2 separate regions of the Mus musculus genome follow, and region 1 is linked to region 2. The links are chromatin loops, found by intact Hi-C in ENCODE. Cell type or tissue: heart. All regions are shown on one strand. Links, peaks and the distances in the headings refer to the core of each region. The heading gives the core; the rest is flanking DNA. Region 1 overlaps Tafa3 (TAFA chemokine like family member 3). Region 2 has its middle 11 kb from the start of Gm46819.

Region 1 (4,386 bases), core at 164-4,163, 220 kb before region 2:
ATCATTAATCAGGATGTCACTCACAGACTCAGTACAACTGCCAGGAGGTTAGCAGAAATCAGTCACATGATTTAGTAGTTGCTGGCTTTCCTAGAGCCCGCATAGCTGAAGAGATGGGGTTCCAGCAAACCTCAGATGATGAGATGTTCTCGTCAAGGAGGGCAGAGGAAGTCAAATGACTGGAGGAACCCCTATGCTCTAAACCCCCCCCCAAAACCAAACCAAAAAACCCTCCATTTATTTCTAGACTGTTCTTTGCATAGCTACAAAACCTACACAGGTTTGGATTCAGCTGGATACAAATTTTGGGGGGGGGTGGAGTTGGAGGTGGGGGTCTGGATCTTTTCTTTGCCAGAGCTTTTTGTGTGGGGCTTCCCTGGAAATCTACAGATACCCACTCAGCTCAGAGTTCACCCACTAAATGCATGGCTAGGTCAGGAGGCAGGGAGGGAGACTTAACAAGGAATTAGCAACTTTAGTGGGGGTCAGAGAAGGTACAGAATCAGGACCCCGAGGCAGCGGGGGGTGGGGGGGAGCTGGAGGAGACTGGCAGCTCTCGGGAGCTTGTGACGCGTCATCTCTGAACTCTCCACTCTAACCCAGTTCGTGTGGACAACACAGGTGGGGCACGGCAGGGGAGCCGACCGTTGGGTGACAGTGTCCAGGACAGAGTGAGCAGAGAGTCTATGGAGCTCCACACCCACCGACAGGACCTACCTTCTGGCCTCCAGGAAAGCAGGCTTTCACTGTCTGGCTCTGCTGAAGCCGTAACCTAAATAATTCACTCACACATCTCTCTCTGAGCATCAGGAGGAAAACAAACCCAGCCCCAGCCCTGCGCTCAGGTTTCCATGGTACAGAGGGTGAGCCAAGAGGCTGGGAGGCCATCCCAGGCCTTCGACGTCCCCTGGGAAGGGTCACAGACCTGACATGGGCAACAATGTGTTCCTTCCCTCCCTAGAGCTAAAGATGGCATTGGCAAGTCTATAATGTTTTTAAAGACAAAAAGAAGCAAAACAACAAAACAAAGAATATGTCACGGAGACTTAACACACCCTCTGGCCTCCACTCCTCAGTACTGAAGGAGACCATGACTGCCATTGACCCTTGGTGACCCTGGCCTGTCACCGTGCTACAAGCAGAGACTGACAGAGGCCTGCCTTTGAAAGATAACGTTACTGTTCATCTCATTTTGCCAAACCCAAAACATGCCCTGAGGTGGGGTGATACCAGAGTCTTAGTCAAATGCATTGGGACACAGGCAAGGAGAAGGGCACCAAGATTCCAGTGTAAACTATGGCTGATTTACCTTCTCAGGGAACCATCATCCAGGCTGGTCTCTAACACTCACTCTAACACTTAAGGCCTTGGTAATAAAAGTAAGCCAGCTTGCTACTCCCAAGCCATCTAGGAGGCCAGCCTGGTTATGAAGTCCTCTGGCCTGCCCCTCTGCCTCCTGGCAGGTACCTATGTAGGGGGCTGGCTGAAGCTCCTGATAGAGAAGCAGAGTGGGTGATGGGATACCTAACTGCTCACACTGCTTCTGCTGCCGCTGGGCTGAGCGACCTCTGGGCTGTCACGGGGCCTGTTTGGCCTTGGGGGACTGAGAAGGAGCTCCACTCTGCTGTGTGTGTGTGTGTGTGTGTATATTCTAGGGTTTGTTTGTTTGTTTGTTTGATGGGAGATCAGTGGCCTCAACCAAAATTCCAGTGGTCAAAGTCCCATCTCCCAAGAATCATGTTGGTGCTATCCAGACAGTGTTTGCGGGGTCTCACTGTCTAGATAAAACTGCCACGGAAGGCCTAGGCTGGAGTCCTAACATCCGTGTTTTTGGAAGGCCAAGCTGTGAGATCCTGGGCAAATCCATCTCATCCTCTGTGACTCGGTTTCCTCGTCCTTTAAAACAGCAACCAAACACCCGAAGTTCAAGGTGGAGGGGTGATTCTGACTGAGGTCCTGTCCATCCATGGACAGCATGGGATGTGCGCCCCGCCCTGCCTCTGCAGAGGTGTGCGGAAGAAGCCCTTCATCTCTACTTTCCAGTGCTGTCCAAAAGAGATCCCACTGGCTTGGCACCAGGGGGCAGTGTTTTCCTCTCACATCTTAGCATCTTGCTGGGGATGCAGGTTTGATGGGAAGGCCAAGATGGGAAGATACTGGTGTGGCCCTCATAACTTTGTGTCCTGGGATCGGGTGGCTGAAGATCTGTGTAAATTCCATCCGCCCCACCCCACCACACCCACTGCAGGTCGCTCAGAAGCCACGGTACCAAACACTTTAAACTGTTGAAATTGCCTGTCATCCACTCCTTAACTTGACAAGATATTCCTTAAGGATAGGTTTGTGTGTTGACTTTGTTCATAGGAGAGCACAGGTCTCTCAAGTGTGTGGCCAAAGATCCAAGCATTTTAGCTGAACAGAGTGCTGCCCAGGGCCCTGGCCGGTCTATGTTACACTTGACATGGGCACATGTCCAGGTAAGTCCTCTTATCTGCTGTCTGGTGACCAGGCCTTTCTTCAGTCCCGAGCTCAGTCAAGGCTGTCCTACCTAAGCCATGACCTCCGAGAGTTACCGTGTGACCTAGAAAGCAAATCGTCAGGTAGGGGAAGGCTTGAGAAAGCAACAGGGAACCGGCCATTGTGGCATGCCAGAGAGCCCCAGCATAGGGGAGTCACCGAGAGGTCACCGCTGCCAGTCTCCTAACACCACCCAAGCTGAGCACCTGTGGCCTGGTGATCCATCCATGCTGGCACCCGTCAGGCAAACCTCACTGCCGTTTGCTTCTGAGTCACTACACGGATTGCAAAGGCAGTGATCTGTCTTTCAGGCCTGTAACAGTATGCCAAATGTCCCTGGCTCTGTGATAGGTCTCACATTGCAAGTCTTAATAAACATTCTCAGAATGGCTGCCCCCCTTTACTGCCTACAGATGGGCTGCCCTGCCTTTTAGTCAGCCAACTGCTCCCTCCCCACATTTTAAGTTTTATGTATATGAGAACTGTGTCTGCATGAACATCTGTCCACCACATGTGTGGTGCCCAAGGAGGCCAGAAGAGGGTATTGGATCCTTTAGGACTGTGTTACAGAGAGTACTAAGCTACTGGAGGTGCTGGAAATTGAACCTGGGTCTTCTGTAAAAGCAAAAAGTGCTCCTAACCACTGAGCTACCTCTCCAGCCCCCAAACCTTTTTCTGCTGAAGTTCCCAGTGTCGTGTGTTCTGTGAAAACCTCCATTTTCCTCAGAACCCCAGAAGTGGTTTTGCTTCTGTTAGTTAACCTGCTTGCTGTGTGTAGTGGGGCTGGTGGCGGGGACACTGCCTTGGCTTGCCTGGAAATGTCACTCACTTGCACAGGTGATGGTGGCAATGACATACAACTAATTAGCCACGGCACTTGTGGAACCGCTAAAGAGTTTGATAAAATTTTAATTACCCCTTGTTTTGTGGGGCAGGCGGCAAGCTGTGACGATAATAATCTTCTTAGGTGCTGTTACTGAGGACAGAGCATCCGACTAGGGGAGGGCAGGCAGGAAGTGGGAGGGGAAGGGGTAGGAGTGGTGTAGGTGACAGGGGACAGTCTGTGGTGAGGTGGCAGGCAGAGAGGATACAGTTTCTGGAACTCAGATAGAAGGATAAATTCATCCCTGGTTGATCTAGGTAATTTTCTCAGTTCTCTACATTTTTTTTCCTTAGGGTTTTTTTTTTCCTGTTTTGTTTTGTTTTTGTTTGTTTGTTTTTGTATTTTTGGATACAGGTATCATGCAACCCAGGCTAACTGAACTCCTGATCTTGTTCCTGAGTGCTAGGATTACAGATGTGTGCCTCTGTGCCCTGCTCCATTTTGTTTTAAAAGGCCTGATATTTTCTAGGGGTAAACCCATGGGAATCGAAGAGGAGAAAGTCAAGGCAGGCATGCCATCACCAGTAGCAGGGCCTGGCCCTCCAGGGTTTGGCCCCTGTGCTATCATGGGTGAGGGAGGAGCAGGAGGGGAGGGTGAGCCACCCGTCTCAATACCTTGGTGGTTTTGACCTTGTGTCCACTGCTGCAGCTCCACCCTGACAGGTCCGGGAGCACCTTACACTCCTCTCCCAGCAGGCAGGGCTCCATCTGACACCACCACTTCTGCAGGACGATGGAGGCTGTGGGGCAGGAGGCAGGTGTGGCTCTAAGGTCTGGGAGCACAGCACCGGTCATAGCTGGTCTGTGAATGAGGTGTAGCTTCCTTCCCACCAACTGCAGGCGCTGATTACCACCTTCCCCCTGGGATCCCCCTACTCTGGGCTGTCCAAGGAGGCAGCACTGTACACAGGCTGTGGACTGGGGTCTATCCCAGGAAACTTCATCACTGCATCACACCAACTCGGGAGGAGGGCATCAAGCTAGGG
Region 2 (4,386 bases), core at 111-4,110:
ACAGTATGTTTATATACAATATGTATGGTGTGGGCACATGTGCATGTGTAGCGTGGTGCACACATTGAAGAAGCTCAGAGTTGGTTTTCTCCTTCCAACATGTAGATTCTGGGGCCTGAACTCAGGTTGTTTGGCTTGGTAGCAAACACCCTTACCCATTGATCAACCTCACTGTTCTTGAGACAGACTGACAAAAACAAAACAACAAAAATCAAAACAACAAAAATGTATGATAAATAAATACATATCCCCCCATAACGATTAATTCCTGATTTAATTTAACTTTAGGTCAATTCCAAAACTGCATGTGACTGTCACTCCAAGGCAAGCCGCCACGGAGCACAGTGTAATGTTGGAAAAAGAGCAAAAAGGTTTTGCATTTTATAATGTTGCGCTGACCACTTGGCTTGGGTGCTTAAGGGTTTGGAAGGAGCTGTGCTAGGTAGAGATGGACCTTGAAGCTTAATTTGGCTTTACCACAAGGGGGCTTGTATTCTGGTTATCTCCTCAGTTCCAGCTCTCAGTGGCCCAGGAGTCTAAACTCTTTTCCTGGGCAGAGTCTCCAGGTCCATGCCACCACCACCCAAGGCTGCACACACTTACTAGGCTCTTGGTGAGGTGTTGAAATATTGCTCGGCTTTGGTGCTGGATCTGCACCAGCACTTTGCCTGGCTCTGCTATTCTTCGGACCCTTTACTCCTTGTTCACATCTCCTTCAGAGCCAGGACAAGTGTCATTTCCTCTGCCAGACCTTTGTAACTCACTGGCCGAATACCTGCAGCCACAGCTCACCCCCCCTTTTTTTGTATTTGTTTTGCTGTTGTTGTTTGTTTTGTTTTGTTTTTGAGACATGGTCTCTCAGTGTAACCCTGGCTGTTCTGAAATTCACTCTGTAGACTAGATTGGCCTCAAACTCACAGAGATCTGCCTGCCTCTGCCTTTCAAGTGGTAGGATTAAAGGCTCTGTTTTGCTTTTTGAGAAAGGGTCTCAGTAGCCTTAAGTGACCTGGAACTTGCTTTGTAGACCGGGTGTGGGCTATCATGCCTACAGTCTAAATAGTGCCATGTTTTGCATTTGTCTCACACACTACCATCAAAAGCCCCAAAGGGCAGAAAGTTATTTATTCTTCCAAGTGCCTGTGGCAGTGCCTGACACCTAGTAGTGACTATGGCATGGACATCTTCACGGATGGATTCTTTGTGTTCCTGCCAGAGTGCTGTCTCCCGGCTATTTGCTTGGCTCATGAAACTGGGCGTGGTGTTTCATGCTTGCAGTCCCAGCTGGATCATTGAAAGTTCCAGGCCAGTTTGTGCTAGAGAGTGAGAGCTTGTTTCAAAACACAAACGAAACAAACTAGGCATGGTGGCACATGCCTGTAACCCCAGTTTGTAATCCCACATTTGGGAGGTTGCAGCAGGAGGATTGCTATGAGTTTGAGTCCAGCTTGAACTACAGAATGAGACCTAGTCTTTCAAACAAACAAACAAACAATAAAACAAAGAGTTGGGGATTTAGCTCAGTGGTAGAGCCTTGGTAATGGTTCAGCCCTTCGCACCAGAAAGCAAAATAAAACAAAACCCTACTTCATTAAGAGTTCTGTATTTGGGATGTCAACACAACATTTCTGAGGTATCATGCAGTGTATGGATAAATAATAAATACTCATACTCAACCTGACCCTTCTAGCAGTAAGAGAACATCTAAGGTGTTGGTCACTCACTATCCAAGACTTGGTGAGGGCTCATTTGGGCTAGGAGTTAGTTTCCTTTTTAAACGTGCTCTAAGAGACCCAAGGCTCATAGAGTAGTCAGGTCTGTAATCCCAATCACTTGAAAGGCTGAGGCAGAAGGATCAGAATTCAAGGCCAGCATGTACAACTGAGTGAGATCCTGTCTCACTGGTCCAGTGATTACACTTACCCGGTGAGTGTGAGATTCTAAGTTTAATCCCCAGCACTGAAAAACAAAAACCAAAATCCAAAAAACCCAAACATAGCAATCCTGTGAAGTGGTTCTATCATTCTCTCCCCTTTTATCATCATCATCGTCTTTTTATTTTATTTTTTAAGGAACCTAGCAGGAGGCTGGTCTCCAAGGAAGTTGGACCCAGGGGTGTGAGCATGCAGCATTGCCTGCGGGCGGCTGATGCAACGCCCCCTCTTGGCCGTAGAACGCGTCGCTCTAGGTCGCTGAGGTTGCTGCGCAGCAGCACCTCGTCCCATAGAGGTTGTCCACGTCCGAACACCAGGGGGCGCGAGCAACCTAGCTTTCGGGACTAGGGCGAGGCTGCCAGCCTGAAGAAGCCTGCTTGGCATTTGTGCCCAAGGGTGGCGTCAGAACCAGCGTCTTTTAATCCAGACATGCAAGTTAATCTTCCCTACCCTGCAACTCCGATGGTCAAGGGCAGATAACCTAGCTGCTGTATGCTAGGCAGAGAACCCCACGGGAAGAAGGCAAGCTACCATTACATGCCGATAGACTAGCCCAGGTTGTCATTTAGCAGGGTTCCATACAGAATGACATTATTGTTCTTAATGTCTCTTTGGTCCAAATTCCTTTTGCTTCCCCTTGCTGTATACAGTGCAGCTATACCCCATCTATGCAAACCAAGACCTCTTTCCCTTCTGTCTGCGTGTATTATTTGTCTTAAGTCTCTAAGCTCTCTGATCCTGCTCTCCTCTTAGGCTCTTGGACAGCCCCCACCCCAACTTATCTGAGACACCTACTATGTCTTAAGACATGCATTATTGTGAGATGTCACTTATGTGAGACTCATCTCCCTATCAATGTGTAAACTACAGCACTTAATAACTATATGCTCAATAAATTAAGAGGCAGATACAAAGTGGTGTGTGTGCGTGTGTGTGTGTGTGTGTGTGTGTGCGTGTGTGCGCGCGCGCGCGTGCATCCATATTTCTAGATCCAGCTCAGGGTTACATAAGAGCCACCAGCAACAAACAACTGGTTTTCATCTGTATTTATTTCCTTTTAATACAGTATCTTGCTATGTAACCCAGGCTGTCCTTCAACTTGGGATCATAGACTTTTATGCTGGCACACCAACAAGTCTCTATTGGATATGCAAATGAGGACCCACTAATGTATCATTCCTATTTTGTTCTGTGTCCTATATGTCTACAGCCAGCTGGGATTACCCAACTCCCAGAAAGGAAGAGTGAGGAATGTGGACTGATGTGGGTGCTGGGGAGTTGTTGGTGGGGGCTGGGAGGCATGAGGAGGCCCGGGGCAGGGAGCAGAGCTTTCCCATGGTGAGAATAAGGCCCACATAGAGAATGAGGGAGGGAGAGTTGCCAAGATCTGAGTTATAGCAGAAGGAAGCTGAGCCCTGAATGGGAGCCTTGTGTGTGGCCCTGTGCTGCTGACTCACCAGGCTGAGGAGAGCGAAAACATGCTAGGGATGAAGAAGGGGCCTGTTTATGCCCTGCCACCACCTCCAAACCGCCCTGCCACCCCAGATTGCTTTGGTCAGGGGCTTCCTGAGGACACCAGCTGCCCCGAGGTACAAAGAGTCCTGGAAGGCTGTGATTTAGGTGGGACAGGCAGGGGAGAGGAGATGGAACACACAGCAGGGAGCGATAAGAGATGGGGAGTTTTGAGAATGCAAAAGGCGGGGGTTTAAGGGACAGCGTAGCATCTGAGTTCTGATGGAGAGAGGGGCCAGGAGGCATCCTGGTGGCCCTTCCTCACAGGCAGGTGTGGCAAGTCAGAGTCTGAGCAGGGAGGGGACAGATGCTTACAGCTTCTGTGTCTGCCTGGCTCTACCTGAGGAGCAAGCTTGCCTGTGAGTACTTCCCAGGGCTGAGGCCAGACGGAGGGGCCCAGCCTGGGAGCAAAAGCCCTCCCATGCTTCTCATTCCTCCCCTCACCTGGCTGTCAAACCTGTTCAGAGACAGGACAGGATTTTTGTGTGGCAATCAGGCTGGTGGGCAGCCTGAGGCTTAGGCAGCCCGGGCAAGCAAGATCAAAGCCAAGCTTTGTGGGGAAGCAGGGGAGAGGACAGGGAAGGCCTTAAGGGAGTAGCCAGGACCAGGCTGACTGCTGGTCCCAGGTCAGCTCAGGAGAAGCCTAGGCAGAAGTGGTGGGCGGGGACTACAGTTTATTGTGTGGGCTCTGCCATGGCCTGAACTTGGATAGTCACTTGACCTTTCTAGGACTTGTTCTCATTTTTAATACAGGAGACCGACCCAGAGGTTTCCGAAGTGTCTCTCATTTGATTCCATGTGAGTAGACAAATTGTCCTTTCCTCAAGACCCAGGTTTTTTGTTTTTGTTTCTCCCTGTGTCAGCTGAAGAACTCAAAATAATAATAATAATAATAATAATAATAATAATAATAAACAACCAGTGGACTCACTTGGGAATCTGG

The links. A loop is a pair of places that touch in the nucleus more often than their neighbours do. Peaks named below come from ENCODE experiments on the same cell type or tissue, not always from the same donor. Only the 100,000 strongest peaks of a DNase experiment are listed, where the experiment ranks them.
Region 1: a loop joins it to region 2, with 2.4 times the contacts of the local background. A loop is called at or near these places in 1 of 42 quality-filtered maps.

Annotation. Positions count from the first base shown.
Region 1 is chr3:104,768,165-104,772,550 of GRCm38, forward strand. It overlaps Tafa3 (TAFA chemokine like family member 3), which reads right to left. Exons shown (of 7, transcript NM_183224.3): 6 at 4,016-4,140; 7 at 1-2,581. The coding sequence ends at 2,570. Among named protein-coding and RNA genes, the nearest start is that of Tafa3, 7.2 kb to the right of the region's middle. In heart, for the core only: a CTCF peak has its summit at 2,083 (motif pointing right); no DNase peak of the experiment used is centred there; H3K27ac peaks cover 228 bases; H3K27me3 peaks cover 33 bases.
Region 2 is chr3:104,990,681-104,995,066 of GRCm38, forward strand. No RefSeq gene overlaps it. Among named protein-coding and RNA genes, the nearest start is that of Gm46819, 11 kb to the left of the region's middle. In heart, for the core only: no CTCF peak of the experiment used is centred there; DNase peaks (open chromatin) are centred at 1,161, 2,261, 3,401 and 4,021; H3K27ac peaks cover 1,306 bases.